2 separate regions of the Homo sapiens genome follow, and region 2 is linked to region 1. A link is a loop called in an ENCODE intact Hi-C map of the cell type or tissue named here. Cell type or tissue: B cell. All regions are shown on one strand. Each heading gives the region's core, and the rest is flanking DNA. Links, peaks and the distances in the headings are about the cores only.

Region 1 (15,172 bases), core at 4,641-12,640:
GTCATGAAGTCCTTGCCCATGCCTATATCCTGGATGGTATTGCGTAGGTTTTCTTCTAGGATTTTTATGGTTTTAGATCTAACATTTAAGTCTTTAATCCATCGTGAATTAATTTTTGTATAAGGTGTAAGGAAGGAATCCAGTTTCAGCTTTCTACATATGGCTAGCCAGTTTTCCCAGCACCATTTATTAAATAGGGAATCCTTTCCCCATTGCTTGTTTTTGTCAGGTTTGTCAAAGATCAGATGGTTGTAGATGTGTGGTGTTATTTCTGAGGGCTCTGTTCTGTTCCATTGATCTATATCTCTGTTTTGGTACCAGTACCATGCTGTTTTGGTTACTGTAGCCTTGTAGTATAGTTTGAAGTCAGGTAGCATGATTCCTCCAGCTTTGTTCTCTTGGATTAGGATTGTTTTGGCAATGCGGGCTCTTTTTTGGTTACATATGAACTTTAAAGTAGTCTTTTCCAATTGTGTGAAGAAAGTCTTTGATAGCTTGATGGGGATGGCATTGAATCTATAAATTACATTGGGCAGTATGGCCATTTTCACAATATTGATTCTTCCTATCCATGAGCATGGAATGTTCTTCCATTTGTTTGTGTCCTCTTTTATTTTGTTGAGCAGTGGTTTTGTAGTTCTCCTTGAAGAGGTCCTTCACATCCCTTGTAAGTTGGATTCTTAGGTATTTTATTCTCTTTGTAGCAATTGTGAATGGGAGTTCACTCATGATTTGGCTCTCTGTTTGTCTGTTATTGGTATATAGGAATGCTTGTGATTTTTGCACATTGATTTTGTATCCTGAGACTTTGCTGAAATTGCTTATCAGCTTAAGGAGATTTTGGGCTGAGACGATGGGGTTTTCTAGATATACAATCATGTCATCTGAAAACAGGGACAATTTGACTGCCTCTTTTCCTAATTGAATACCCTTTATGTCTTTCTCTTGCCTGATTGCCCTGGCCAGAACTTCCAACACTATGTTGAATAGGAGTGGTGAGAGAGGGCATCCTTGTTTTGTGCCGGTTTTCAAAGGGAATGCTTCCAGTTTTTGCCCATTTAGTATGATATTGGTTGTGGGTTTGTCATAAATAGCTCTTATTATTTTGAGATACGTTCCATCAATACCTAGTTTACTGAGAATTTTTAGCATGAAGGGCTGTTGAATTTTGTCAAAGGCCTTGTCTACATCTACTGAGATAATCATGTGGTTTTTATTATTGGTTCTGTTTATGTGATGGATTATGTTTATTGATTTGTGTACATTGAACCAGCCTTGCATCCCAGGGATGAAGCTGACCTGATCATGGTGGATGAGCTTTTTGATGTGCTGCTGGATTCAGTTTCCAGTATTTTATTGAGGATTTTCACATCGATGTTCATCAGGGATATTGGTCTAAAATTCTCTTTTTTTGTTTTGTCTCTGCCAGGCTTTGGTATCAGGATGATGTTGGCCTCATAAAATGAGTTAGGGAGGATTCCCTCTTTTTCTATTGATTGGAATAGTTTCAGAAGGAATGGTACCAACTCCTCTTTGTACCTCTGGTAGAATTTGGCTGTGAATCCATCTGGTCCTGGACATTTTTTTTTTTTTTTGGTTGGTAGACTATTAATTATTGCCTCAATTTCAGAGCCTGTTATTTGTCTATCCAGAGATTCAACTTCTTCCTGGTTTAGTCTTGGGAGGGTGTATGTGTCCAGGAATTTACCCATTTCCTCTAGATTTTCTACTTTATTTTTGTAGAGGTGATTATAGTATTCTTTGATGGTAGTTTGTATTTCTGTGTGATTGGTGGTGATATCCCCTTTATCATTTTTTATTGTGTCAATTTGATTCTTCTCTCTTTTCTTCTTTATTAGTCTTGCTAGCAGTCTATCAATTTTGTTGATCTTTTCAAAAAACCAGCTCCTGGATCCATTGATTTTTTGAAGAGTTTTTTGTATCTCTGTATCTTTCAGTTCTGCTCTGATTTTAGTTATTTCTTGCCTTCTGCTAGCTTTTGAATTTGTTTGCTCTTGCTTCTCTAGTTCTTTTCACCATGATGTTAGGGTGTAAATTTTAGATCTTTCCTGCTTTCTCTTGTGGGCATTTAGTGCTATAAATTTCCTTCTACACACTGCTTTAAATGTGTCCCAGAGATTCTGGTACATTGTGTCTTTTTTCTCATTGCTTTCAAAGAACATCTTTATTTCTGCCTTCATTTCATTATTTACCCAGTAGTCATTCAGGAACAAGTTGTTCAGTTTCCATGTAGTTGTGCGGTTTTGAGTGAGTTTCTTCATCCTGAGTTCTAATTTCATTGCACTGCAGTTGGAGAGACTGTTGTAATTTCTGTTCTTTTGCACTTGCTAAGGAGTGCTTTACTTCCAACTATGTGGTCAATTTTAGAATAAGTGCAATGTGGTGCTGAGAAAAATGTATATTCTGTTGATTTGGGGTGGAGAGTTCTGTAGATGTCTATTAGGTCTGCTTGGTGCAGAGCTGAGTTCAAGCCCTGGGTATCGTTGTTAACCTTCTGTCTCGTTGATCTGTCTAATATTGACAGTGGGGTGTTAAAGTCTCCCATTATTATTGTGTGGGAGTCTAAGTGTCTTTGTAGGTCTCTAAGGACTAGCTTTATGAATCTGGGTGCTCCTGTATTGGGTGCATATTTAGAATAATTAGCTCTTCTTGTTGAATTGATCCCTTTACCATTATGTAATGGCCTTCTTTGTCTCTTTTGATCTTTGTTGGTTTAAAGTCTGTTTTATCAGAGACTAGGATTGCAACCCCTGCTTTTCTTTGCTTTTCATTTGCTTGGTAGATCTTCCTCCATCCCTTTATTTTGAGCCTATGTGTATCTTTGCATGTGAGATGGGTCTCCTGAATACAGCACACTGATGGGTCTTGACTCTTTATCCAATTTGCCAGTCCGTGTCTTTTAATTGGGGCAGTTAGCCCATTTACATTTAAGGTTAATATTGTTATGTGTGAATTTGATCCTGTCATTATGATGTTAGCTGGTTATTTTGCTCATTAGTTGATGCAGTTTCTTCCTAGCATTGATGGTCTTTACAATTTGGCATGTTTTTGCAGTGGCTGGTACCAGTTGTTCCTTTCCATGTTTAGTGCTTCCTCCAGGAGCTCTTTCTTGTAAGGCAGGCCTGGTGGTGACAAAATCTCTCAGCATTTGCTTGTCTGTAAAGGATTTTATTTCTCCTTCACTTATGAAGCTTAGTTTGGCTGGATATGAAATTCTGGGTTGAAAATTCTTTTCTTTAAGGATGTTGAATATTGGCCTCCACTCTCTTCCGGCTTGTAGGGTTTCTGCCGAGAGTTCTGCTATTAGTCCAATGGGCTTCCCTTTGTGGGAACCCGACCTTTCTCTCTGGCTGCCCTTAATGTTTTCCGTCATTTCAACTTTGGTTAATCTGACAATTATGTGTCTTGGGGTTGCTCTTCTCGAGGAGTATCTTTGTGGTGTTCTCTGTATTTCCTGAATTTGAATGTTGGCCTGTCTTGCTAGGTTGGGGAAGTTCTCCTGGATAATATCCTGCAGAGTGTTTTCCAACTTGGTTCCATTCTCCCCATCACTTTCAGGTACACCTATCAAACGTAGATTTGGTATTTTCACATAGTCCCATATTTCTTGGAGGCTTTGCTCATTTCTTTTTACTCTTTTTTCTCTAACCTTGTCTTCTCACTTTATTTCATTAATTTGATCTTCAATCACTGATACCCTTTCTTCCACTTGATCAAATCAGCTATTGAAGCTTCTGCGTGTGTCACAAAGTTCTCATGCCATGGTTTTCGGCTCCATCAGGTCATTTAAGGTCTTCTCTACACTGTTTATTCTAGTTAGCCATTCGTCTAACCTTTTTTCAAGGTTTTTAGCTTCCTTGCGATAGGTTCGAACATGCTCCTTTAGCTCAGAGAAGTTTGTTATTACCAACCTTCTGAAGCCTACTTCTGTCAGCTTGTCAAAGTCATTCTTTGTCCAGCTTTGTTCTATTGCTGGTGAGGACCTGTGATCCTTTGGAGGAGAAGAGACACTTGATTTTTAGAATTTTCAGCTTTTCTGCTCTGGTTTCTTCCCATCTTTGTGGTTTTATCTACCTTTGGTCTTTGATGTTGGTGACCTGCAGATAGGGTTTTGGTGTAGATGTCCTTTTTGTTTATGTTGTGCTATTGCTTTCTGTTTGTTAGTTTTCCTTTTCACGGTCAGGTCCCTCAGCTGCAGAGCTGTTGAAGTTTGTTGGAGGTCTCTTCCAAACCCTGTTTACCTGTTTGCCTGGGTATCACCAGCAGAGGCTGCAGAACAGCAAATATTGCAGAACAGCTTCATCCCAGAGGGGCACCCACCTACATGAGGCGTCTGTCGGCCCCTACTGGGAGATGTATCTGAGTTAGACTACACAGGGTTCAGGGACCCACTTGAGGAGGCAGTCTGTCCATTCTCAGAGCTCAAATGCCATGTTGGGAGAACCACTGCTCTCTTCAGAGCTGTCAGACAGGAACATTTAAGTCTGCAGAAGTTGTCTGCTGCCTTTTATTCAGCTAAGCCCTGCCCACAGAGGTGGAGTCTAGAGGCAGTAGGCTTTGCTGAGCTGCAGTGGGCTCCACCCAGTTCGAAATTCCCAGCCACTTTGTTTACCTACTCGAGCCTCAGCAATAGCACTTGTCTGCCAGTTGCTAAGACCTTGGGAAAAGTGCAGTATTTGGGTGGGAGTGTCCTGTTTTTCCAGGTACAGTTTGTCCCAGCTTCCCTTGGCTAAGAAAGGGAAATCCCCCTACCCATCACACTTTCCGGGTGAGGCAATGCCCTGCCCTGCTTCAGCTCGCCCTCTGTGGGCTGCACCAACTGTCCAGCCAGTCCCAGTGAGATTAACCAGGTACCTCAATTGGAAATGCAGAAATCACCCATCTTCTGCATCAGTCACGCTGGGCACTGCAGACCGAAGCTGTTCCGATTCAGCCATCTTGGAACAGATCTCTCTACCACGTAACTTTCTTTTTACATAAATTCTCCCCCCCGTTTTTTTTTCCCAAAGATGATAACCATTCTTTTCCAAAGCAAACTTCCTTCATGTCTGTGGACTAGACTGCCTAAGGCCACAAGATTAAAAGTTAGGAGAATACAGGTTACACTGCTAACTTTTAGCAAACTTTACCTTTATTGAAAACCTTGTAAGTTTGGGACTTCAATTATCCTTTGCTACTAATAACACTTTGTTTAGTTTAAATTAACTTAGAATTGGTATAGATGACCCCTTCCTGATTCTGTAAGTACTTTAAGGCTTATCTGAGTGCAAACAGCTTACCAACTATTAGGCAATTTTCCCAACCCTTCTTCTACAAAAGTTTCCCTATCACTTACTGAATACCCACTGTGGTTTTTTCCCTCAGTCACCCGGGAGGAACCATCTATCATCCTGTCCTGAAGGGAGTTCCTTCTATGTCTGGTCTGATCTTTGTATGGTAATTAATTATGATTTAGATCCCCTGTTAGGAAACCTGCTGGGTTAAGGGAATTATCAGTGGTTAATGTTAAATCATCTTTTTCTAACAGAATAGCCCCATACCTTAAGATTTTTGAGTTAGTAAGCCACCTTTTCGCTTTTTTGACTTAGGATAGTTCTGAACTGGTGAGGTGTGCTCACATTGAGGTTTCCTCTAAAAGTTATTTTTCTACTTTCTTCCTTTAGCAAAGCAGTTGCTGCTACAGAGTGAATGCATTTGGGCCATCCACGGGTTACTGAGTTAAGGGTTTTTGATAGGAAGGCTATGGGTTGTTAGTGGCCTCAGTGCTTTCAGGCTATGCCCTTGTTTACGCTGACAACAAGCTGGTATTGGAGTGTTATAGGGTCATGGAGAGGACCTTTAATTATCAATTATAGGTCTTAAATTCACCCTAGCTTTTAAAGGACAAGGGTACACTGTTTTCTCTTTACTACTTCTATCTCTCTCTTTCTCTCTTTGACTCTCTGTCTCTTTCTCTCTCTTTGTCTCTGTGTCTCTTTCTCTCTGCCTCTCTCTTTCTCTCTCTCTCTCTTTGACTCTCTGTCTCTTTCTCTCTCTTTGTCTCTGTGTCTCTTTCTCTCTGCCTCTCTCTTTCTCTCTCTCTCTCTTTGACTCTCTGTCTTTTTATCTCTTTCTGTCTCTCTCTGACTCCCTCTTTGACTCTCTGTATCTTTCTCTCTCTCTGCCTCTCTCTTTCTCTCTCTTCTTTGACTCTCTGTCTCTTTCACTCTTTCTCTCTCTCTCTGACTCCCTCTTTGACCTCTGTATCTTTCTCTCTCTCTCTCTTTGACTCTCTGTCTCTTTCTCTCTGACTTCCTCTCCCAATTTCTCTTTCCTCTCTGCTGGTCTTTCCCTGCCTCTGCCAGCTGCTTATGCTGCTGTTCTCCCCTGTCCTTCCCCCTTCCCTGGGGGGGACTGGCAGGAGTGGAGCTACTCTTTCTTCCCCTGAGAAGAAAGGAAAGGGGAGTTCTGAATATTTTTCTTACTACTGGAGGTTTGTGTGAGGTTCAACCCCCTGAAATATGTGGAAAGCTCAACCCCTCAAACCAGGGATGTCTTGCCTTGCCTGTCATGGAATGCTCAACCCCTCAAACCAAGGGGTGTCTTGCCTTTCCTGCCCCAGAAGTCTCAACCCCTCAAACCAGGGATGTCTTGCCTTGCCTGTCCCGGAAGTCTCAACCCCTCAAACCAGGGAGTGTCTTGCCTTGCCTGTCCCAGAAGGCTCAACCCCTCAAACCAGGGGGTGTCTTTCTTTGCCTGCCCTGGGAAGTGGCCCTGTTTCCTCCCTTTCCCCCTCTGAAGGTCCCTTGCACGCTTCCCACTCGTGATATTGGGAGAAATTCAGCCAGATATTGGGCAAAATTCACCCCCGATATTTCACGTAAGTTCTTTTCTATTTTCCCTAAGTGTCAGCCGGTCTGAGAAATAAAGGGACAGAGTACAAAAGAGAGAAATTTTAAACCTGGGTGTCCAGGGGAGACATCACATGTCAACAGGTTCCATGATGCCCCCTGAGCCTTAAAACCAGCAAGTTTTTATTAGTGATTTTCAAAAGAGGAGGGAGTGTACGAATAGGGTGTGGGTCACAGAGATCATGTGCTTCATGAGGTAATAGAATATCCCAAGGGAAATGGAGGCAGGGCGAGATCACAGGACCACAGGACCGGGACAAAATTAAAATTGCTAATGAAGTTTCGGGTACGCATTGTCATTGATAACATCTTATCAGGAGACAGGGTTTGAAAGCAGAAAACTGGTCTGACCAAAACTTATTAGGCGGGAATTTCCTAGTCCTAATAAGCCTAGGAGCACTACGGGATACTGGGGCTTTTTTCATCCCTACCGCTTCGACCATAAAAGACGGCTGAAGTGGCCATTTTAGATGCCTACCCTCAGGGACACATTCTCTTTCTCAGGGATGTTCTTTGCTGAGGAAAAGAATTCAGCAATATTTCTCCCATTTGCTTTTGAAAGAAGAGAAATATGGCTCTGTTCCACCTGGCTCACCAGCAGTCAGAGTTTAAGGTTATCTCTCTTGTTCCCTGAATGTTGTTGTTATCCTGTTCTTTTTTCAAGGTGTCCAGATTTCATATTGTTCAAACACATGTGCTCTACAAACAATTTGTGCAGTTAATGCAATCATCACAGGGTCCTGAGGCAACATACCTCCTCCTCAGCTTACAAAGATGATGGGATTAAGAGATTAAAGTAAAGACAGACATAGGAAATCACAAGGGTATTGATTGGGGAAGTGATAAGTGTCCATGAAATCTTCACAGTTTATGTTTGGAGATTGCAGTAAAGACAGGCGTAAGAAGTTATAAAAGTATTAATCTGGGGAACTAATAAATGTCCATGAAATCTTCACAATTTATGTTCTTCTGCCATGGCTTCAGCCAGTCCCTCTGTTTGGGGTCCCTGACTTCCCACAACACCAGGGATGCCTTGCCTTGCCTGTCCCAGAAGGTTCTACCCCTCAAACCAGGGGGTGTCTTGCCTTGCCTGCCCTGGGAGGTGGACCTGTGTCCTCCCTTTCCCCCTCTGAAGGTCCCTTGCACACTTCCCACTCGTGTTGTCCTCTCTGGTCACTCCCCCAAGGGAGAATTAGGCCCCTCTTAGAGTTGGCATGCCAGTATAAATCCCACAGCATGATCTGCCCTAAGCCATATGAGGTAGCCACAGAACCGCAGAGAGGACCCCCTTACTCCAGCAGTAGGACTTGTCACCATCCACACAAACAACACTGCAAGCAGGGTTGTTTGTGCTCATTCATGCACACACACATTCAGCCCTCCAGAATTTGACCACCAAGGAAGTATTTTACTGGCTCTCATGGCTTCTCCTTCCTTGGTCTGTGCACAGAGCCGTCACCACAGTATGTGAGGATCCTTTGCCCCAGGTTGCCGGCTGGTTTCTTTCCGCATTGCTGAGAGTGCAGGTTACTTCTCCAACTGGGTAGTTCCTGATTTCTCACTCCTGAGGCCGCCACAAGGGGGCGGGGCATGCCTCCTCACAAGAGAAAACCAGAGACCACTCAGGTGTCTGTAGCAAGAAAAATCTCTCTGTAACACAAGCCTAAAATTTCAAAAAGCACATCCTTCCATTGACAGCTCATCCCTAAACTAGCACCTTGCTCTCTTAGCCATTTGTCCACATCTACCTTAGGTTTGACCGCTGAATTCTGATGCTCACTAAAACTCATAGAGACAAGCTCTGAGAGCACAGGAGCCAAAGATAAGAAAGCTCTTGTGATAAGAGGTGCAGTCTACCAAGGGCACGTCCTTGGGCCAGGACCTCAACCAACTCAGTGCAGCCTCCTACTATGGGATGAAATGCCTAGAGGTGAGGCCCAATTCTCGGTCCCAAGCCACCCTGCCAGCACCTGACACACCTCTCTGCCCTTGGCGCATCTACTCCTGCTACTGTGCCTGGTTTAAACAAAGGACAAGCTTCTTTGCTTTCGGGTCACAAGAAAGCCCCTGGACATTTCGAATGCAAGCATAGACCAAGGTGTAAAAGTAAGCCTCCAGCACGGCCACTTGGTAATCCACAATTCAAGGGTAAACCTGTACTGCAACTCCTTAAACTTTGGTCTTCACACTCCTGTACCCTGCAGGAGAAGCTGATGCAGCTACAGAAACAGAGAATAACCAAACTTCTTCAAACAGATCCACTGAGGAAGCCTATTGAGCTGTGCATTCACTCCTTCACTAGCTCCACCTTGGAGCAAGTTCCCAGATCACCATGGCTGGATATCTGTTTCAATATTCCATTGTAATCTCTCTTGTTTAGCCCAATAAGCTTGCTCTTCTGTTTAATTTTTTAAGCCTAAAAAAATAAAAATAAAGAGGCAGAGCACATTACTCTTGTTTCTAGTGAAAGGTGTCCAGGTCCTTTGTGTCTTGAACAAAGCATTGGACAAAACACACAAAGCAAGGAAAGAATGAAGCAACAAAAGCAGAGATTTACTGAAAATGAAAGTATACTTCACAGGGTGGGAGCAGACCCGAGCATAGAGCCTTCAAGAGCTCCATTACAGAATTGTCTGGGGTTCAAATACCCTCTAGAGGTTTCCATTGGTTACCTGGTGTACGTGCTATGTAAATGAAGAAGATGAAGTAAAGCTACAAGAACATTTACTTGGTTTGCTTCCTATGTAAACAGAGAGGATCTTTCCTGTCATAGCTGAAGTGTTTCCATTTGATTTAGTTCTAGGAAATCAGCATGAATTCCCTGCCTGCAGACCCTATTCTCCTGTCTCACTCTTACTTTCAGAAATGTAAGTGCATAATTAACTCACTTGGCCAGGTGCAGTGGTTCATTCCTGTAATCCCAGCACTTTGGGAGGTCGATGTGGGTGGATCACAAGGTCAGGAGCTCAAGACCAGCCTGGCCAATAAGGTGAAACCCCGTCTCTACTAAAAATTCAAAAAAATTAGCCAGACTTGGTGGCATATGCCTGTAATCCCGGCTACTCAGGAGGCTGAGGCAGGAGAATTGCTTGAATCTGGGAGGTGGAGGTTGCAGTGAGCTGAGATCATGCCACTGCACTCCAGCGTGGGTGACAGAGTGAGACTCTATCTCAAAAAAAAGAAAAATAATTAACTCACTTATAACCTAAAAGGAAGTGCATTCACCCACAGGCCCACAATATGAGAGAGAATTAAGCCTCTCTCAGCCATTGCTGGGAAGGCAATAGTCCACTCCCTAGACTCAAAACTGGATATTGGCTAGTCCTAGACCAGAGTCAATGGGGATAGGTAAATGCTAATGCCTACTACAGTAAGTACCCAAATAAATGACTCGAATGTGAATGAGAGGCAATACAGATTAGAAATTACAGTCATCAAAGTACAATGACATATGTAATTTAGCACACTACAAAAGAATGTTGCTATAGAAGTGTAGATTATTTTCTCTAATGGTCTTACCTTGCTCTCAAATCCTCTTTCTTGTGGAAGCAGAGGCAGAAATAGAGTCTTAAAGTTGCCAGTTAAAAGTGACTCTGTTTAGAGTAAATGTTGTCTTTCTGTATTTCTTTCTTCTCTCTCGTCTAAATGTCACTGGAGCAGGTGATTTTTTGTCTGTTTGTTTGTTTGTTTTGTTTTTTTTGAGACAGAGTCTCACCCTGTTGCCCAGCCTGGAGTGCAGTGGTGCAATCTCAGCTCACTGCAACTTCCACCTCCCGGGTTGAAGCATTTCTCCTGCCTCAGCCTCCTGAGTAACTGGGATTACAGGCACATGCCACCATGCCCAGCTAATTTTTGTATTTTTTTAGTAGAGACAGGTTTCACCATGTTGGCCAGGCTGGTCTCAAACTCCTGACCTTGTAATCCACCCACCTCGGCCTCCCAAAGTGCTGGGATTGAGAGGTGAAGCCAGCTGGGCTTCTGGGTTGGGTGGGGACTTGGAGAACTTTTGTGTCTAGCTAAAGGATTGTAAATGCATCAATCAGCACTCTGTAAAAATGCACCAATCAGCACTCTGTAAAATGGACCAATCAGCGCTCTGTGTCTAGCTAAAGGATTCTAAATGCACCAATCAGCACTCTGTAAAAACGCACCAATCAGCACTCTGTGTCTAGCTAAAGGATTGTAAATGCACCAATCAGCACCCTGTAAAAATGCACCAATCAGCACTCTGTGTCTAGCTAAAAGATTGTAAATGCACCAATCAGCACTCTGTAAAAACGCACCAGTCAGTGCTCTGGGTCTAGCTAAAGGATTGTAAGCGCAGCAATCAGCACTCTATGAAATGGACCAATCAGCACTCTGTAAAATGGACCAATCAGCAGGATGTGGGCGGGGACAAATAAGGGAATAAAAGCTGGCCACTCCAGCCAGCAGTGGCAACCCGCTCGGGTCCCCTTCCACGCTTTGGAAGCTTTGTTCTTTCGCTCTTCATAATAAATCTTGGTGCTGCTCATTCTTTGGGTCCGCACTACCTTTATGAGCTGTAACACTCACTGCAAGAGTCTGTGGCTTCATTCCTGAAGTCAGCAAGGCCACGAACCCACCGGGAGGAACAAACAACTCCGGACGCACCACCTTTAAGAGCTGTAACACTCACTGCAAAGGTCTTCACTCCTGAAGTCACCAAGACCACGAACCCACCAGAAGGAAGAAACTCTGGATACATCTGAACTTCTGAAGGAACAAACTCCGGACACACCATCTTTAAGAGCTGTAACACTCACTGCAAGGGTCCATGGCTTCATTCTTGAGGTCAGCGAGACCAAGAACCCACTGGGAAGAATAAATTCCGGACACATTTTGGTGACCCAGATGGGACTATCACCAAGCGATGAGTACCATCGGACCCCTTTCACTTCCTATTCTGTCCTATTTTTCCTTAGAATTCAGGGGCTAAATACCGGGCATCTGTCAGCCAGTTAAAAGCAAGTAGCGTGGCTGCCAGACTAAAGACACAGGTGTCAGGCTTTCTGGGAAAGGGCTCTCTAACAACCCGTGACTCTTCGGAGTTGGGAGCGTTGGTTTTCCTGGAACCAGCTTCCAGTTTTCCTGTACTTCTGGGCTGAGCTGAGGGTCAACAGAGAGAAAAGTTATTCAGCTCTGGGGGTCCCAACAACAAGTTGGTTGACCCTGCAGCCATGAGCAGAACTCTCAAAGTCATGTTGCCCAAGCGAGACTCACCCATCTATCCTATCTATCCTGACCCTTGCCTCCTGGGTCCCAACGCCTGTCAGACAAACTTCCTCTTGCCTCTCTTCTCTGAGGCTAGTCCCACGTCTAAAAACCACTCCCTGCCTCTGGTGCTTTTCTAGTTTCTCCTATAAGATCAGGACTCTATTCCCTTCTTTAGGCACTTGGGCTCACCAATCAGAAAGACATAATTTTTGTCCAAAGTCCCATCAAGGTGGGGGACGATCTGGAATTTTAGGATCCCTCCTCAGACTAGCAGGCCTAACAAAACCTATTCCTGAAGCTAGGATATGGGAAGCTTCAGAAATGATATCCTTCCTATTCAAGTGAGGACAAAAGGCATCACTCTTCCAACCCTGGAGATCCCTTCCCTCCCTCAGGGTATGGACGTTCACTTCATTTTGGTGGCATAACATCTTTATAGGACAGGGGTAAAGTCCCAATACTCATAGAAGAATGCTTAGGACTCTAACAGGTTTTCGAGAATGCATCAGTAAGGGCCACTAAATCCGATTTTTCTCGGTCCTCTTTGTGGTCTCAGAAGACAGGCAAGGGTGCAGGTTTTCGAGAATGCGTCGGTAAGGGCCACTAAATCCGACCTTCCTTGGCCCTCCTTGTGGTCTAGGAGGAAAACTAGTGTTTCTACTGCTGTGTCAGTGAGTGCAACTATTCCAATCAGCAGGATCCAGGGACCATTGTGAGTTCTTGGGCAAGAGGTGTTTCTGCTGCTGTGTCGGTGAGCACAACTATTCTGATCAGCAGGGTCCAGGGACCATTGCAGGTTCTTGGGCAGGGGGAAAAACAAACAAACCAAAACCGCAGGCAGTTTTGTCTTTCAGGTGGGAAACACTCGGGCACCAACAGGCTCACCCTTGAAATGCATCCTAAGCTATTGGGACCAATTTGACCCACAGACCCTGAAAAAGAGATGGATCATTTTTTTCTGCATTATGGCCTGGCCCCAGTATTCTCTCTCTGGTGGGGAAAAATGGCCAAAATGGCCACCTGAGGGACATATAAATTACAAAACTATCCTGCAGCTTGACCTTTTCTGTAAGAGGGAAGGCAAATGGAGTGAAGTACCTTAGTTCAAGCTTTCTTTTCATTGAAGGTGAATCCTCAACTATGCAAAGATTGCAATTTACATCCCACAGGAGGACCTCTCAGTTTACCTCCATATCCTAGTCTCCCTATAGCTCCCCTTCCTATTAATGATAAGCCTCCTCTAATCTCCCCTGCCCAGAAGGAAATAAGCAAAGAAGTCTCCAAAGGACCACAAAAGCCCCTGGGCTATCAGTTATGTCCCCTTCAAGCTGTAGGGGGAGGGGAATTTGGCCCAACCCAGGTACATGTCCCCCTTTCCCTCTCTGATTTAAAGCAGATCAAGGCAGACCTGGAGAAGCTTTCAGATGATCCTGATAGATATATAGATGTCCTACAGGGTCTAGGGCAAACCTTTGACCTCACTTGGAGAGAAGTCATGCTATTAGATCAAACCCTGGCCTTTAATGAAAAGAATGCAGCTTTAGCTGCATCCCAAGAGTTTGGATATACCTGGTATCTTAGTCAAGTAAATGATAGAATGACAGCCGAAGAAAAGGACAAATTCCCTACCAGTCAGCAAGCCGTCCCCAGTATGGATCCCCAATGGGACCTTGACTCAGATCATGGGGACTGGAGTCACAAACATCTGTTGACCTGTGTTCTAGAAGGACTAAGGAGAATTAGGGAAAAGCCCATGAATTATTTAATGATGTCCACCATAACTCAGAGAAAGGAAGAAAATCCTTCTGCCTTCCTCGAGCGGCTACGGGAGGCCTTAAGGAAATATACTCTCCCCTGTGACTCCCTCAACAGTCAACTGATCCTAAAAGATAAGTTTATTACCCAATCAGCCACAGATATCAGGAGAAAGCTTCAAAAGTGAGCCCTGGGCCCTGAACAAAATCTGGAGGCATTATTAAACCTGGCAACCTCCGTGTTCTGTAATAGGGACCAAGAGGGACAGGAAAAGCGAGATCAGAGAAAGGCCACAGCCTTAGTCATGGCCCTCAGATAAACAAACCTTGGTGGTTCAAAGAGGACAGAAAATGGAGTAGACCAATCACCTGGTGGGGCTTATTATCAGTGTGGTTTGCAAGGACACTTTTAAAAAGATTGTCCAATGAGAAACAAGCTGCCCCCTCATCCATGTTCACTATGCCGAGGCAATCACTGGAAGGTGCACTGCCCCAGAGGACAAAGGTTCTCTGGGCCAGAAGCCCCCAACCAGATGATCCAACAACAGAATTGAGGGTGCCTGGGGCAAGTGCCAGCTCATGTCATCACCCTCACTGAGCCCCAGGTACATTTAACCACTGGGGGGTCAGGAAATTGACTTCCTCCTGGACACTGGTGCAGCCTTCTCAGTGTTAATCTCCTGTCCCAGACAGCTGTCCTCAAGGTCCGTTACCATCCGAGGAATCCTGGGACAGCCTGTAACCAGGTATTTCTCCCACCTCCTCAGTTGTAACTGGGAGACTGCTCTTTTCACATGCCTTTCTTGTTATGCCTGAAAGTCCCATACCCTTATTGGGGAAGGATATATTAGCCAAAGCTGGAGCTATTATCTACATGAATATGAGGAACAAGTTACCCATTTATTGTCCCCTGCTTGAGGAGGGAATCAACCCTGAAGACTGGGCATTGGAAGAAACAAACTCTAGCTCTAGCCTTAAGCCTTCCCACAGGATGAAACTTTTCTTTATACATCACAGAGAGAGCAGGAATAGCTCTTAGTGTCCTTACTCAGACTCGTGGGACAACCCCACAACCAGTGGCATACCTAAGTAAGGAACTTGATATGGTAGCAAAAGGCTGGCCTCACTGTTTACAGGTAGTTGTGATGGTGGCCATCTTAGTGTCAGAGGCTATCAAAATAATACAAGGAAAGGATCTCACTGTCTGGACTACTCATGATGTAAATGGCATACTGGGTGCCAAAGGAAGTTTATGGCTATCAGACAACTGCC
Region 2 (15,172 bases), core at 3,967-11,966, 120 kb after region 1:
CAAAGAACATTTTCTAGCTAGACACCCAGGTCTAGAACTTAGACAAGAGCTTGGGCCTGGAATGTAAGTTTGGGAGGCACCGGCATGTAGAGAATCTGAAACCCTAGAAATGGGCGGGATCACCAGGGAGAGAGTCGAATAAGAAGGGCAGAGAATCCAGGTGGAGCCTAAGAAATACCAACGTTTTGATATTGGACAAAGAGGAAGAAGCCTGCAAAGAAGACCAAGGAGGGGCACAGAGAAAACGGGGAGGAAAATCAGGAAAGTGGATTATGGAGGACCAGTCTGTCTACAGAAATGGGAGCAGCATGGACTCGTTTGGAATGGTCAGGAAGAGAAGTGAAAGGTCCCCACCTAGCATTAAAATGCCAGAGGCTGCTCAACTTCTCCACGCCTGTGTATTTCTGGAGTTATTGGTAAACAGCAGGGGGCCAAATGGGAGGCAGCAAGAAGAGAGCAGGTTCTGAGATAAACTTAGCAGGAGATCCTGGCCATAGCCAGCATGGTCTGCTCAGAGGCTGGAAAAGGGGCCAAGGTCCTGGGACCACTCCTCAAGGAGTAGCACTTCATCATTCAGCCACAAGTATGTATAGGTCATTTACTGCGTGTGAGCACTGCTGATGGTGCTGGGGATAGAGCAGTGACAAAAGTTCTAACAAAATAGCTGGAAAAACAGGATTTTGAGTGGAGATAAACGCTGTGGAGGGAAAAAACAAACCAGAGGCAGGGGCTAGAGAGTGGGTGGGAGAGAGGAGCATTTTGGATAGGCTTTCTCCTGGGGTAACATCTGAGCAGAAACCTGAGAAAAATTAGAGAGAGAGCCAAGGAACAATCTATAGGGAAGGGGCTTCCAGGCAGAGGGAGGGGTGTGTGCAAAGGCTCTGAAGTAGGAGGAAAGAGCTTGGGAAGTTTGAGGAACAGCATGGTGGTCAGTGTGGCCTGACTGAGGCAGGGAAGGAGGGAGTGGGAGGAAATTAGGTAGCAGAATTGGGCAGAGGCCACATGAAGGGGAGCCTGTAGCTCCTGGTAAGGAGTGGGGAGTTTGTCCGTTGGAATGGAAAGCCGTGGGGGGTTGGAGCAAGGGAATGACTGTGATCAGCGATAAGACCATTCTCATTGCACAAGGACTGTCTGAGAGTGACAGTGCAAGAGCACAGGGGAGTTAGGAGGCTTCTGAGGCTACCCAGAAGAGAAGTGATGGTGGGAGAAGCAGTGAGATTTAGGATGTGCGTATTTGCTAGGGCAAGTGGAAAGAACTTGCTGCCAGGTGAGCTGTGTGATGAGTGAACAGAGGAATCAGGATGCCTCCTGGGCTTGTGGCCTGAGAGCTGCATGCACGAAAGGCAAACCCAGGAAGGAGCCAGTGTGGGGTAAAGGGCATGCAATCAAGATGCCTATTTCTAGTGGAAATGTAAAACAGACAACAGAATAATCACATCTGGAGTTTGGGAAAAATGTGTTAAATACATTAATTTGGAAGTTATTAGTATTGTATTTATCCTCCAGGACTAGAAATCATCCAGATTCTCAATCTTGGCTGTATGCTGGTATACCCAGTAACAAAATATGAACAAAAAAAACCAATTCAAACCAAAACAAAACAAAAACTGATGCCCACAAGTCTTCCCCAAAGGTTCTCAATTAACTAGACTTGGTATCCAAGTCTAGTCTTTTTTTTGAGATGGAGTCTCACGGTGTTGCCCAGGCTGGAGTGCAGTGGCTCGATCTCGGCTCACTGCAAGCTCCGCCTCCCGGGTGCACACCATTCTCCTGCCTCAGCCTCCTGAGTAGCTGGGACTACAGGCACCGGCCACCACGCCCGCCTAGTTTTTTTGTGTTTTTAGTAGAGACGGGGTTTCACCGTGTTAAACAGGATGGCCTCAATCTCCTGACCTTGTGATCCGCCCACCTCGGCCTCCCGGAGTGTTGGGATTACAGGCATGAGCCACCGTGCCCAGCCAAGTCTAGTCTTTTTTAGTTTTTTGTTTTTCGTTTTTTGTTTTTTTTTTAGCAGGTTAAGAACCCTAGAGACAGTGTAGTATGAAGAAGAAAGTCAAGGACTAAGCCCTGGGGCAATTCCATCTGTAGAGGCCCTTGGAGAGAACAGTTATTCAGGTAGGAGAAAAAAAGGGGATGTGATGCCCTGGAAGTCAAGTCAGGACAGTGCTTCAAAGGGAAGTGAGGGGGTGGGGGTGGTTACAAGGTCATACTACAAAAAGAAAAAGAAGGGGGCCGGGATGGATGATGCCAACTACTACTGAGAGACTGAAAAAGATGAGGACTAGAACAGGCCATGGGATTTGTTAAAATGGAGGTCTTTGGTGACCTTAACAGAAAGGGTTTTTGAGGAGTAGTGGAGTGGGGAGGGGCAGCAGGAAGGGGAGATTGTACACACCCCAGGAGACAAGTCTTCTAGCAGTTCTGCCAGAATGGGCAGGAGAGAAGTGCCATAGAGCTGGAAGGCTACATTGAATAGAGAAATTTCTTTAACTTGTTTTTTAAGAAGGGTGATAAAAAGGCATGTTCTGATGGTGATAGGGATGTTTCCATAACTGGAAAGAAATTGATGTGCAAGAGAAAGAATATAATTGCAGGAGGACTTGAAGAAGTTGGAGAGAAAAAGCCTTTAGGGACCCTGAACCAATGAATCTGAAATTCCCCAACTGCCAGATGTATCTTCATTTTTCATTTTCCGGGAGATGTAATATGTCCTAAAAATCACAGTCGCTAGATTGAAATCAACCTTAAAAATCATCTAGTCCAATGTCTACTCCCAGTCCACTACTTGAATCCCCTGTGTCCCCTCCCAGTAGTCGTCTTGACAACCTCCACTGAAAGGCAATTTCTACACTCCATCCACCCCACCACCAACCCATGGTTCATGATCTCTTCGGACACTCCTTGAACTGAACAGAAATCTGTTTTCCTGTGCTTCAATCCACTGGTTCTGGTGCTGTGCCTTCGGGATACACAGAACATGTCTAATCCCTCTTTCACATCTTTCAAACAAACGAAAACTAGTAACTCCTGTCCCACCTTGTTAATTATGTACTTCCTAAACCAAGCCAGTTCTTTTCACATGTATGGACAAACAGATTCTATTCTAGAAAATATCTAGACATGGGCTACAAATCCACCTCGGCGTTCTTTAACATAAAGAAGGTACTGTCAAGCATAATAGAATAAAAGGTGCACCAATATACATAGAAATAACCCATAATAATCCTGGTTACCAAGAAACCAGAGAGGTTCCAGGCTAGTTGGACTTAATCCACTCAATCCTTAAGCACTCATTTAATTATCTCTCTCTCCATCTTGTTCCCCAATTCTAGCAGAGAACTCTCCCACAACATGTGTGTACGCATACACACCACACACTCAACATATGCACATTCACTCAGACTCTCAGATAGGAGAAAATTTGACCATCAACAGCTGCCGTGTTATTAAGCACACGTTGGAATGTTCTCATTAAATCAAGTTTTTAGGAAAGGGTCTCTACAGTATTAACTGATTATTTTCTCGAAACCTCATGTTGGAATACAAACTCCAAAGCCAGAAGAAAAACCTAAATGTTTACATATCCAAACGGATTATTTTATTTCATCTTATCTTATTTCAGGGACAGGGTCTCACTTCATTGCCCAGGCTGAAGTGTAGTAGTGCCATCACAGCTCACTGCAGCCTTGAACTCCTGGGTTCAAGTGACTCTCCCGCCTTCACCTCCCAAAGTGCTGGAATTATAGGTGTCAGCCACCACACCTGGCCAAGAATACTTTTAATGCAATTATAAATTAAGTTAAAAGCACAGTTACAAAAGCCAGGATTAGACTACAATTAAAGTATCCCTTGAATTATGGAGTCACTGCTAATATTCAATGAAGAAACAGGTATGTTGTTCCAAAACTGAAGGAGTATTCATGCCAAATATCATATGAGCTGTTATTCTTCTAGTCTTATTTTAAAACATTCCAACCACTGGAAGTGAAAGGGACCCAAACACGTAAGAGTACTGGCTTAGTGTCTCAAATAACCCTATAATAGGCTAAAACAATTTTTAAAACCAGTATAGTAATTAATGCAAAATGCACATGGTAGGTTCTGAAATGTTTTCTGAATTAATAAACTGCATTACGCTGGAGTCAAGGGTTCATGAGATGGTGAGGAGGAAGGGGAGGAGGGGCAGGAAGAGGGACAGGAGAGGGGAGGGGGCAGGAGGATGCGGGGGGAGGAAGAAAAAAAACTGAAAAACTATAACAGGTATCACTCCAGATTCATATGTACATCAATTTAGTTCTAGGCTAGGCACAGTGGCTCATGTCTGTAATCTCAGCATTTTGGGAGACTGAAGCACGAGGTTCACTTGAGTCAAGGAGTTCAAGACCAGCCTGGGCAACATAGGGGAACCCCGTCTCTACAAAAATAAAAAATAAAAAAAATTAGCCAAGCATGATGGCACATGCATATAGTCCCAGCGACACAGGAAGCTGACGTGGGAGGATTGCTGGAGCCCAGGAGGTCAAGGCTGCAGTGAGCTGTGATCACATTACTGCACTCCAGACTCCAGCCTGGCTAACAGAGGGAGACCTGTCTCAAAAAGAAATCCATTCTAGAACAAAAGGCTGATATAGAGCACTAAAGGTACCACTTGAAATCCCCGTTTAAAGGGACAAACTGAAAAAAAAAAAGAAGTGTCAATCAATCACCTGCAAAAGATCAATGAATTCAGAGCATTTCAAGAGCTGTGACTACTTTGATCAGTTTTGGGGAAGAAAACAGTTTGACTATAATTAATGTTTGACTATAATTAATTAATATAATTAATCAAGGTGGTAAGTCAATTAAATTCACCACCTTGATTAAAGACTAAATTTGACAACTGCATACAAGAAAAAAACACAACTTATTTATGACGAAGATCTTTTATGTGTCCCACACTCTGGAAAAGTGGATGTGTCCAAAGGAAATAAAGATCATGATATCAACTATATAAGGTAGGGCTGGGTGCAGGAGCTCACGCCTGTAATCCCAGCACTTTGGGAGCCAAGGCGGGCAGATTACTTGAGGTCAGGAGTTCAAGACCAGCCTGGCCAACATGGTGAAACCCCCGTCTCTACGAAAATTAAAAAATTAGCCAGCATGGTGGCCTATGCCTATAATCCCAGCTACTTGGGAGGCTGACGCAGGAGAATCATTTGAACCTGGGAGGTGGAGGTTGCAGTGAGCCGAAATCGCGCCACTGCACTCCAGCCTGGGCAAGAGAGTGAGACTCCATCTCAAATAATAATAATAATAATTATTATTATTATTATCATATAAGGTAAATATTTGATGATAAATATAGGTCAATATAACCTGCTATGAAAGCATCCTGAATATCTCAAAATTAAAGAAAACTGATTTTGATACAATTAAAAAATGCCTTTCTTAGCCTCCCCTTATCTAATCAAAAGGAAGAAAGAATAAAAAGTCTCTACAGCACATAGAATCAGATTTCTTATATAATTTCTTATATAATCACTTTCAAATGGTTCATTCTGTAATTTTAGAAAACTTTATATCAGGCCAAACAATTTAAAAGCATATTTAAAAATTATTTATTTTGGCTAATTTCTATTGGTTTAATGTTCTTAACTTGGGTCTTCTTCCAAGCCATTCAAGTACAATAAATTTATGGACTACAGGAAGAAGTCCTACCCAAGAAATCGGAACCAGGAGGTGCACCAGCCACAAGGACAGGCCTCCATGATGGCAGACGCAGAAGAGGCTCAAAGGGCAGAGGCAAAACTACTTCCTTTTTATTATCTTGCCGGGTGGCTAAAAATGTAAAGTTCTACATGCTATTATTTCCTCACAACAGGCATATACATTGCTCTGGCATTTCTTCAGCCTGATTTTTCTAGAACATTGTTTCTCAGCCTTGGTTCTACTGATATTTTGGCCCACATAATTGTTATGGGGAGCTTTTGGGTGCATTGTGGGATGCTTTGAAGCATCTCTGTCTTCTACCCACTAGATACCAGCAGCAAACCCCTCCCAGTTTGCTAAAATTGTCTTTGGATATTACCAAATGTCTCTTGCGGGCAGGGCAAAACTGCCCCCAGTTGAGAGCCATGTTCTCGAGCACTGGTTCTTAAATTGGCTACATGTTGGAAGCATCTGAGGAGGTTTTAAAAATACTGATACCTGAGTCTCACCCTCAGAGATTTTGACTTAATTAGTCTGGAGTAGGCCTGAGGCACCTGGATTTTTGAAAGAGATTCTAATGTGCAGCCAAGTGTGAGAATCTCTGCCTTAGAGTTTATCAATACCATCAAGTAAGTCATTTAATCAATTTAACCCAACTCAAAAATGCATTGTATCTCTCCACACTAGGGTCTTCTTTATCTTGGTACCAGAATCAACATGATTAGGGGACATAGAAAGAAGTGGAGAAGGCCAGGTGTGACGGCTCACGCCTGTAATCCTAGCACTTTGGGAGGTCGAGATGCGAGGATCACTTGAACCCAGGGGTTCGAAAAGAGCCTAGGCAACATGGCGAAACCGTTTCTTACAAAAAATATGAAACTTAGCTGGGCATGGTGACACATACCTGTGGTTCCAGCTACTCAGGAGACTGAGGTGGGAGGATCGCTTGAGCCCAGGAGTTAGAGGCTGCAGTGAGCTATGATCTCACCACTGCACTTCAGCCTGGGTGACACAGGAAGATCCTGTCTCAAAAAAAAAAAAAAAAAAGTGGAAGAACTAGAAAAAGGTCAACTGTAGTTCTAATCTGCAAAGTTCTTTACCCTTTTAGGTGAACAGGAACTAGTGCATAAAAATTTATTTCAGCTTTAACATTGCAACTAAAAACACTCCAGTTTTGGAGATTTAGAAAATAAGCCTCACAGGTAGGAAGACAGAATTACTTCCTCACATGGTAAAATGCCAGCTCTACAATGAAGAAACTCTGGAGCTGCCATCTCTTTAATGGGCACCATTAAACCAGCCTCAGAGAAATGCCAAGTTCATTTAAAATAATAAACAAATCTGTGTGTGTGAAGACACCCAGAGGACCCACACAGGAACTGCAATCAAGACTTCTGTGTGTGTGGGTGGTGGAGGTGGGGTTCATCTTCAGATAGACGACACTACCAGGAACCTGTCAGGAGCTGACAGCAAAGCTTGATTCCTGTAAAAAAGCTCCAAGGTCATGAACAGCCCACATGCTTCCCTCCTGTCCATTACACCTCGGGGTCTTCTGCCAGCTTCCTCAGTGTGTTCAACAACACTGGGCCTGACTCCAACTTCTGCAGACAGTGGCACAGCACTGCCCCTGAAAGGCACTGTTCCCCTGGGAGCTAGACTGTGGCTACAGTATTCTCATCAAATGTGTGCCAATCTACTGGTTATGCCAACACACATTGTCTGTTGTTTTTTTGATAAGAAAAAAGTAAGGAGACACACACATGCATACACACATAATAAGGATTCTTCTCCCATTTCAGGAATAAGAATTATCAGTAACTTATGGCCAGGTGAGATGGCTAATACCTGTAATCCCAGCACTTTGGGAGGCCAAGATAGGTGGATCATTTGAGGTCAGGGGTTCAAGACCAGCCTGGCCAACATGGTGAAACCCTGTCCCTACTAAAAATACAAAAAATAAGCTGGGCCTGGTGGCGGGCACCTGTAGTCCCAGCTACTCAGGAGGCTGAAGCAGGAGAATGGTGAGAACCCCGGAGGCGGAGCTTGTAGTGAGCTGAGATCGCACCACTGCACTCCAGCCTGGGCAACAAAGAGAGACTCCATCTCGAAAAACAAAACACAAAACAAAACAAAACAAAAAACCACACACACACAAAAATTAGCCGGGCGTAGTGGTGAGTGCCTGTGATCCCAGCTACTGGGGAGGCTGAAGCAGCAGAACTGCTTGAACCCGGGAGGTGGAGGCTGCAGTAAGCCGAAATCATGCCACTGCACTCCAGCCTAGGTGACAGAAAATAATGAAAAAAAATAAATAATTGGTAACTTGTAGTAAGTGGTTAGGATGAGTACAGTACTTTACTATGCGCCATACATGCTTTAATCTTACTAACTCCTGACAGCACTGAAAAGCAGGTCCTATTAATGTCCTCATTTTATAGATAAAGTAATTGAGGCTTATGCAGTCTTAAGAAATTTATCCAAGGCAAAGCCAGGACCTGGACCTATTTCTCTCTGGCTCCAAAGCTGATGCTTTTAACCACTACACAGTACTGTCTCTCTGGTTCTCAAAAACAAAAAAACAAATCCCAATCAGTGATATGAACTCAACTCTACCACCTGTGAGTGTTTCAAGTTCTTACTGATTTGGGTTGGACAAGGTTAGAAGAAAAGTTTGTGGATATGGAGAGGATGCATGATACACAAATTTTGTTCCAGACTCCATCAACAAGACCACAGGGCACCGTGTATGTCTTTGAATCTGTCTGTTTTTGTGTGTGTGTGCATGTGTATATGACAGAGAGAGGAAACATTTCACAGAACATATGAACATATCCGGGAAAACCTGGTCTTACCACTAGTTTGTAAGTTCCAAGAGGACAGGGACTATTTCTATCAGCATTTATTCAGTCAGCAACTAATACTGAGTGCTTACCACTGGCCAGACCCTGTCCCATGTGCTGGAGATTCACAAATGAACAAAACAGACGACAGACATGGTTTTTTTGTTTGTTTGTTTGTTTGTTTGTTTGTTTGTTTTTAGAGACAGCATCTCGCTATATTGCCTAGGCTAGATGCGAATTCCTGGGCTCAAGTAATCCTCCTGCCTCAGCCACCCAAGTAGCTGGGATTGTAATGCCAGGCATGTGTCATGACACAGGTCATTCTTAACCAGTAATTATGCTGCCTCTACTAGATTTTATGCTAGTTGCATTTACTCTGTCTATAGCAAGGAAAACTAACTTAATTTTGTTTGTCCCTTTAACCTCAAAACCCACACATGAATGCCTAGTGAATAATAAGCACTTTAATATTTGCTGAATAAATGAATTGGTCAGCAGCATACACTTTAGCACTTAATTCAAAAGCTAAGTGAGATGCAAAATGTTTCATGTGCTTGAGCCTTGTTGCTCCAGCTAGTGTATAAACTTCTTAAGCACAAGGATCACATTATGTTTATATGTACCAAATAAAAGCATTCCATCTTAAGGCTGCTTCACAACATACCAGTCCCAGAATTTAAAATAAGCACACATAATTTGTACTTCCATGAAATTATTAAAGGTACTGACAATTCTATTAATAAACATCATTTGTTAAAAAGGAGGCTATCATATTTTGGCAAGTACTAAACTTTAGCAAATGCATATCTTCCCTGTTGTAGGGCATCTTTAAAATAAAAGAAAATGTCAAAGCCCGTGCCTATTATGAGACCCTTAGGAACAGTATAACATCTCTGGATTTGGGGGTTTGGCAGCTCTGGCAATGGTGGTCTCAAGAAAGTGAAAGCAAAACCTACTCCCCTTCCTTCTCTCCCTCCACCCTGGCCCCCAAAGCCTCATGTTTCATTACAAGCTGAGTGCCCTCAGACTTCCAAGTACCTTTAAGGTTTCTGTAAAACTCCTTTGAGCTTGTGGCAGATTTCAAAAAGTGGGCTTTTAAAATAAGCAGAAGAATTTTCTTTGGAGCTGTTAAGTAGTCTTGAACTCAAATATAGATTCTTGGCTTTGAACTAATTATCTATAACAAAAATGACAAATACGAAGCTGACCACTCTTACCCAATTGTTCTGGAAATTTCTGAAGCACTGTCAACCATTTTCACTGCATATAATATCTTCTCAGTGTAATTCTTCCCCATCTTCATTGAGGTTCTTTTAATATAATTTAACCCTTCTTAATATTAAGCCAAGTAAGGATTATAATAATAATCAAAACAAGTATTTGTCCCGGTTTTTATTAGATAGCCTATTTTCCCAAGTACAGATTATCCTAGTGAACTTCATTTTCCCTTTTAAAAATGTACATTCTATTCAGAATCTACAGAACTTTTAATTACCACATTTGCCTATTCTGCATGATCTGAGAGCTAACCTCTGCCCTTTGGTATTCTTTCACTGTAGTTACCCAACATTTTCCTTCTGAATGTAGATCTTCATATTCTTTTTTTTTTTTTTTTTTTTTTGTATTTTTTGCAGGGACAGGGTTTCACCATATTGCTCAGGGTAGTCTCGAACTCCTGAGCTCAAGGGATCCACCCTGCCTTGGCCTCCCAGTGTGCTGGGATTTCACACGTGAGCCACCGAGCCCAGCTACATTCTTATTTCCTAAACTTTACAAGTTCACACTCTTCCCTTTAAACAAATGTGCCCCCTCTGGCGGTGTCATTTGAGTCCCGGTGTATGTCATTAAGCCTCTTAACCTCAACCACTACTTCCCACTGAAATAACTCTATTTTCTTTTTTTCTAATGAAAAAGTAAGACATGTTCTATGTAAAAATTAAAATATGGTGAGCACTTACCACTTACTATGAGCCAGGCATTGAACTAAGTATTTTTTAATCTTATTTTCATCCTCGTGATATGAGGTCAGTGCTTTGATGAGTTCCATTTTACGTAAGAAAGTAGTTAAGCAAATTGCCAAGTTACAATAGCAGAAAGAGCAGAGTCAGAATTTGAATCCAGCTCTGTTTCCAAACTCTGGCTCAAACTGCTGTGTCAAACCAGACTCCTCCCCAATCCATTCCCAGCTAGAATCCCAGATAATAATTTGGTTATTTTTTTTCCCAAAGTTTTAAATACCAAATAAGCATGCCTATCCTTTGCCCTACCACCTTCTTTCTTACTTAAACAGGACCATATTATATACATTAGTTTAAAAGTTAATACTATAGTGTATCTTTCATAGTCAATATATAAAGCTCTTTTTTCTTTCTGTCATGGTTCCACACTAGTCCATCCTGTGGTAGTACTGCAACAAAGTTAACCTTAGTTAAACTAGGTTTGGTTAAATTTGATGAACATTTAGGCTGTTAAGCACCACAGGTCTATGGATACTTTCATTCCTCTGCTTAACACTCAAACTCTATAAACCAGAGCTTTGTCCCTCCTTCACGGGTGAACACCCACAATGTCCCTTCATCAGCACTTCCTAATAATTTTACTCTGCTCTTGCTAATCACCTTATTTGCCCGTTCCATTGATATGAGTTCATTCACTGATTTTTTTTTTTTTTTTTTTTTGAGACGGAGTCTCACTCTGTCACCCAGGCTGGAGTGCAGTGGCGCAATTTTGGCTCACTGCAACCTCCACCTTCTGGGTTCAAGTGATTCTCCTGCCTCAGCCTCCCAAGTAGCTGGGACCACAGGTGCGCCACCACACCCAGTTAATTTTTTGTATTTTTAGTAGAGACGGGGTTTCACCATGTTAGCCAGGATGGTCTCAATCTCCTGACCTTGTGATCCACCTGCCTTGGCCTCCCAAAGTGCTGAGATTACAGGTGTGAGCCACCACGCCCAGCCCATTCATTGGGTTTTTAATATTTATTTGACTGTTCAAAATTCACAGTGCCATTTCAACCTTTTGTTTCCTTTAAAATGAACACCAAGGCCGGGCACAGTAACTCATGCCTGTAATCTCAGCACTTTGGGAGGCCAAGGCAGGAAGATCACTTGAGCCCAAGGGTTCAAGACCAGCTTGGGCATCATAGCAAGACCCCATGTCTATGAAAAATTTTAAAAATTAGCCAGGTGTGGTGATGTGTACCTATAGTCCCAACTACACTGGGGGCTGAAGTGGGAGGATCGCTCAAGGCCAGGAGGTTGAGGCTGCAGTGAGGTATAATCATGCCATTGCACTCCAGCCTAGGCAACAGAGCAAGACCTTGTCTCAAAAAATAAAACAAAACAAAACAAACAAAAAACAGATAAAATGAACACCAAAACAAAGCTAGGAATATTTAAGGCTTTGGAGTATAATGCTTTTGTTTGAAAACTCTTAAGTAGGTTTTAAGAGTATGGGGAAGGAGAAGGGGACCAGACAGGGGAGAGAAGGGCCAACCCCTGCTCTCAGAGAAATGTATTGATTGATTGATTGATTGATTGATTGGTGGAGTCTCGATCTGTCACCCAAGCTGGAGTGCAGTGGCGCAATCTCCACTCACTGTAACCTCCGCCTCCCCAGTTCAAGCAATTCTCCCGCCTCAGCCTCTCAAGTAACTGGGATTACAGGCACGTGCCACCACACCCAGCTAATTCTTAGTAGAGACAGGGTTTTACCATATTAGCCAGGATGGTGTCAAACTCCTGACCTCAAGTGATCTACCTGCCTCGGCCTCCCAAAGTGCTGGGATTACAGGTGTGAGCCACCGCACCTGGCCTCAAAGCATTTTAATAAGCCTTCAGGACTAGGCTTTGGCCCAGACCAGGTTTCGCTCTCTCTCCTCTCAAAGTTTTCTGAGATCTTCTTCCTTGTCCCTACCGTGAGAGGTGCCCTGTAGTCCTCCAGTGGGCGCTGCCTTGGCCTACAGCCTTTGGCCTTCTCCAGCGAAGTATCCCTGCTGGGGTAACTGTCCTAGGAGAAGTTCAATTTCTGGGAATTAGCACAGAATTCCCTCCACTCAGGGCTCTCCCAGGACGACCTTACCATGTTTCTAGCCTCAGCCCAGTGTCTACCAGCCGTAGTACCTCATCTTGTGGAGGGAGTCCAGGGAGCGAAAGAGTGACATCTGTTTCCTAACCTCTACATCAGCAAATGCATCTGAGTTCTGACAGATACAATTAGCCTCAATGTAGCTGATTTCCACAGCTCTAAAAACCATCTCCTTGGGGAAGAAAACCTCTCCCCATAAAAGAAATCAAAGATGGACAGAAGAAGGGAAAAGAACAGCCACTTTTTGAGATCCTACTAAGTGACAATGTGCCAGATGTTTTATTCAGGTCATCCCAGTTGGCCCTCCACAGTCCTGTGTGTCTGGTTTTATTTCTTCCCATTTTCAGTGGGAAAACAGTGGCTTAAAGAAGCAAATGACTTGACTAGCCAAAGCCTCACGCTTGGGAAGCATTAGAGCTGAAATTCAGGTAATGGTCCGCCCCAGACTTCTTGAGCCCGCATGTTAAATGCCAATAAGACAAGAGCAGAATTTTCCAACCTGAGGCCCACAGACTCCCTAGCAGCCCCTAGATGGGCTTTGGGGTTATCAGAATGTCCTGAGACTGGGGTGATGTGTCTTTTGTGAGTGGGGAGTCACTCTGAATGCTCCCACATTGCCTCCCCTGCTCCTCCCATAGTCTGAACACCGATGCTTCGATCACGTGCAGAACTACCCACCCTGCTCTTCTGCCATTTCCTCTATTGTTATCTTTTCATTATAGTCTTGAGAGCCATCTTCTTGCCATCTTATTTAAACAACTGTTGAAAGGGAATCCCTTTTGGAGAATGTGCTGGAGCGAGCCACAGCTGCCCCTGTGGCAGCTGCCCCTGTGACAAGCATCACCACCCTCAAGCTTTCATCAGATTCTCAAAAGGGTCCAGAAACCAAAAAAGGATTGAAATCTAGTCAGGAACACTTCTACAGTCTTTTTTTCCTTTAACAAATAAAAACTAAAAATGCTGCTGAAAGTATGGTAAGTGTCTTCCAAAGGTGTCCATTCAGAGATGCAGAGGCACCCACAGAAAAGCCCTCAAGTGACCACATTTCATCTTGGCACAATAAAATTATTATTTGTCACTGAAGGTGAGAAAGTAGAATACCAATGCATGTTGCAGAGGCTTTTAACACAGAGGAAGGAAGTTGTGGTTTGAGTAGAGGAGGAAACTGCAGTAAAGGTCTTTGATCTTTGTATTTCACAAAAAGCAACTGAAAATGTAAATAACTGTCTCCTTCAATGCCACTTGACAGTTAACAAGAAACAGTTTAGCAATTTTATCACATACATGCACAACTGCTTTTGCCTTTTTACCAGGCTATGATAGATAACTGGAGAGAGCATGAGTCAAATGGAGCAACAAGGAGCACGCTGGCTCAGATGCTCTTCCAGTGCAATATCAGAATGGTCTTTTTTTTTTTTTTTTTTTTGAGATGGAGTCTCACTCTGCAACCCAGGCTGGAGTGCAGTGGCACAATCTTGGCTCACTCTGCCACCTGGGTTCAAAAGATTCTCCTGCCTCAGCCTCCCGAGTAGCTGGGATTACAGGCACCTGCCACTGCACCTGGCTAATTTTTGTAGTTTTAGTAGAGATGGGGTTTCACCGTCCTGAAAGGCTGGTCTTCAACTCCTGACCTCGTGATCTACCCGCCTCGGCCTCCCAAAGTGGTGGATTACAGGCATGAGCCACTGTGCCCAGCCTAGAATGGTCTTAAGAAAGACCAAAAAAGCTTATACAGTCAAGACCATTTATTAAGTGCCAACTGTTTAAGACCTCCTCCCAAGGCCAACCCTGATGCAATGGAAACCTTTCAGTGCCAAGAGGCAGGAAGGCACAGCCTACATGATGCACTGCACACACAGCTGGGAAACCAAAAAAAAAAAAAAAAAAAGGTGGGAAACGTAGAAGAGAGAAAAATATAGATTTCAAAGCTAATTAAACAGAAAGAGAGAAACAGATGTGAGGGACAAAACTTGCCAACACCAAGCCCTTGGGAAATGATACAGATTCCCCTAGGAGAGTTCACAGGCGGCAGACTTCTGGAAAACCTGCAGGAAAGAGGGAATGCTGTCATTTGCAAGAACGCTATCAGTTCACAACTAGTGTGCCTTCCTGTAATATTTATCTAATAATATTATTTTAATATCAATTATCAGTTGGGCAAGAGGTGCAAAATGCCACATGTTGCACCACAAGAAGTTTGCTCATCTGTAAATTACAGGGGTTAGAATAAACTTCTAACTTCTCTAAGTAACATGATATTAGTATTTTTCAAGGTGCTGTTTGTGATTTGATTTTTCCTTGCAATGAGGCTCTTTAGCAAATGAAGGCTGGCTTTTAAATCACATGTGCAGACTCCAAAGGACAGTACTAGCTACTGATAAACATGGGGTGTCTGCAAAACTCTGGCTTGTTTCCAAGATTGCTCCAATGGGAAAACAATTAAAACTACATTCTCACTATTAAATTAGAATAATTTCCAAATAAATCTTGAAGGACATATACATATATACACACAGTCTTACTAAAATACACTTGCATTTCCATGATTCTAAAATACC

What was found. A loop is a pair of places that touch in the nucleus more often than their neighbours do. Peaks named below come from ENCODE experiments on the same cell type or tissue, not always from the same donor. Only the 100,000 strongest peaks of a DNase experiment are listed, where the experiment ranks them.
Region 2: a loop joins it to region 1, with 7 times the contacts of the local background. A loop is called at or near these places in 2 of 110 quality-filtered maps.

Annotation. Positions count from the first base shown.
Region 1 is chr5:119,428,971-119,444,142 of GRCh38, reverse strand. No RefSeq gene overlaps it. Among named protein-coding and RNA genes, the nearest start is that of HSD17B4, 16 kb to the left of the region's middle. In B cell, for the core only: CTCF peaks have their summits at 8,274 and 8,474 (motif pointing right); DNase peaks (open chromatin) are centred at 4,693 and 8,482; H3K4me3 peaks cover 546 bases; H3K27ac peaks cover 546 bases.
Region 2 is chr5:119,307,723-119,322,894 of GRCh38, reverse strand. It overlaps a transcript of TNFAIP8 not described here. Among named protein-coding and RNA genes, the nearest start is that of TNFAIP8, 41 kb to the left of the region's middle. RefSeq lists an enhancer at 4,315-4,574. In B cell, for the core only: CTCF peaks have their summits at 6,830 and 7,040; DNase peaks (open chromatin) are centred at 4,444, 5,752 and 7,174; H3K4me3 peaks cover 983 bases; H3K27ac peaks cover 7,538 bases.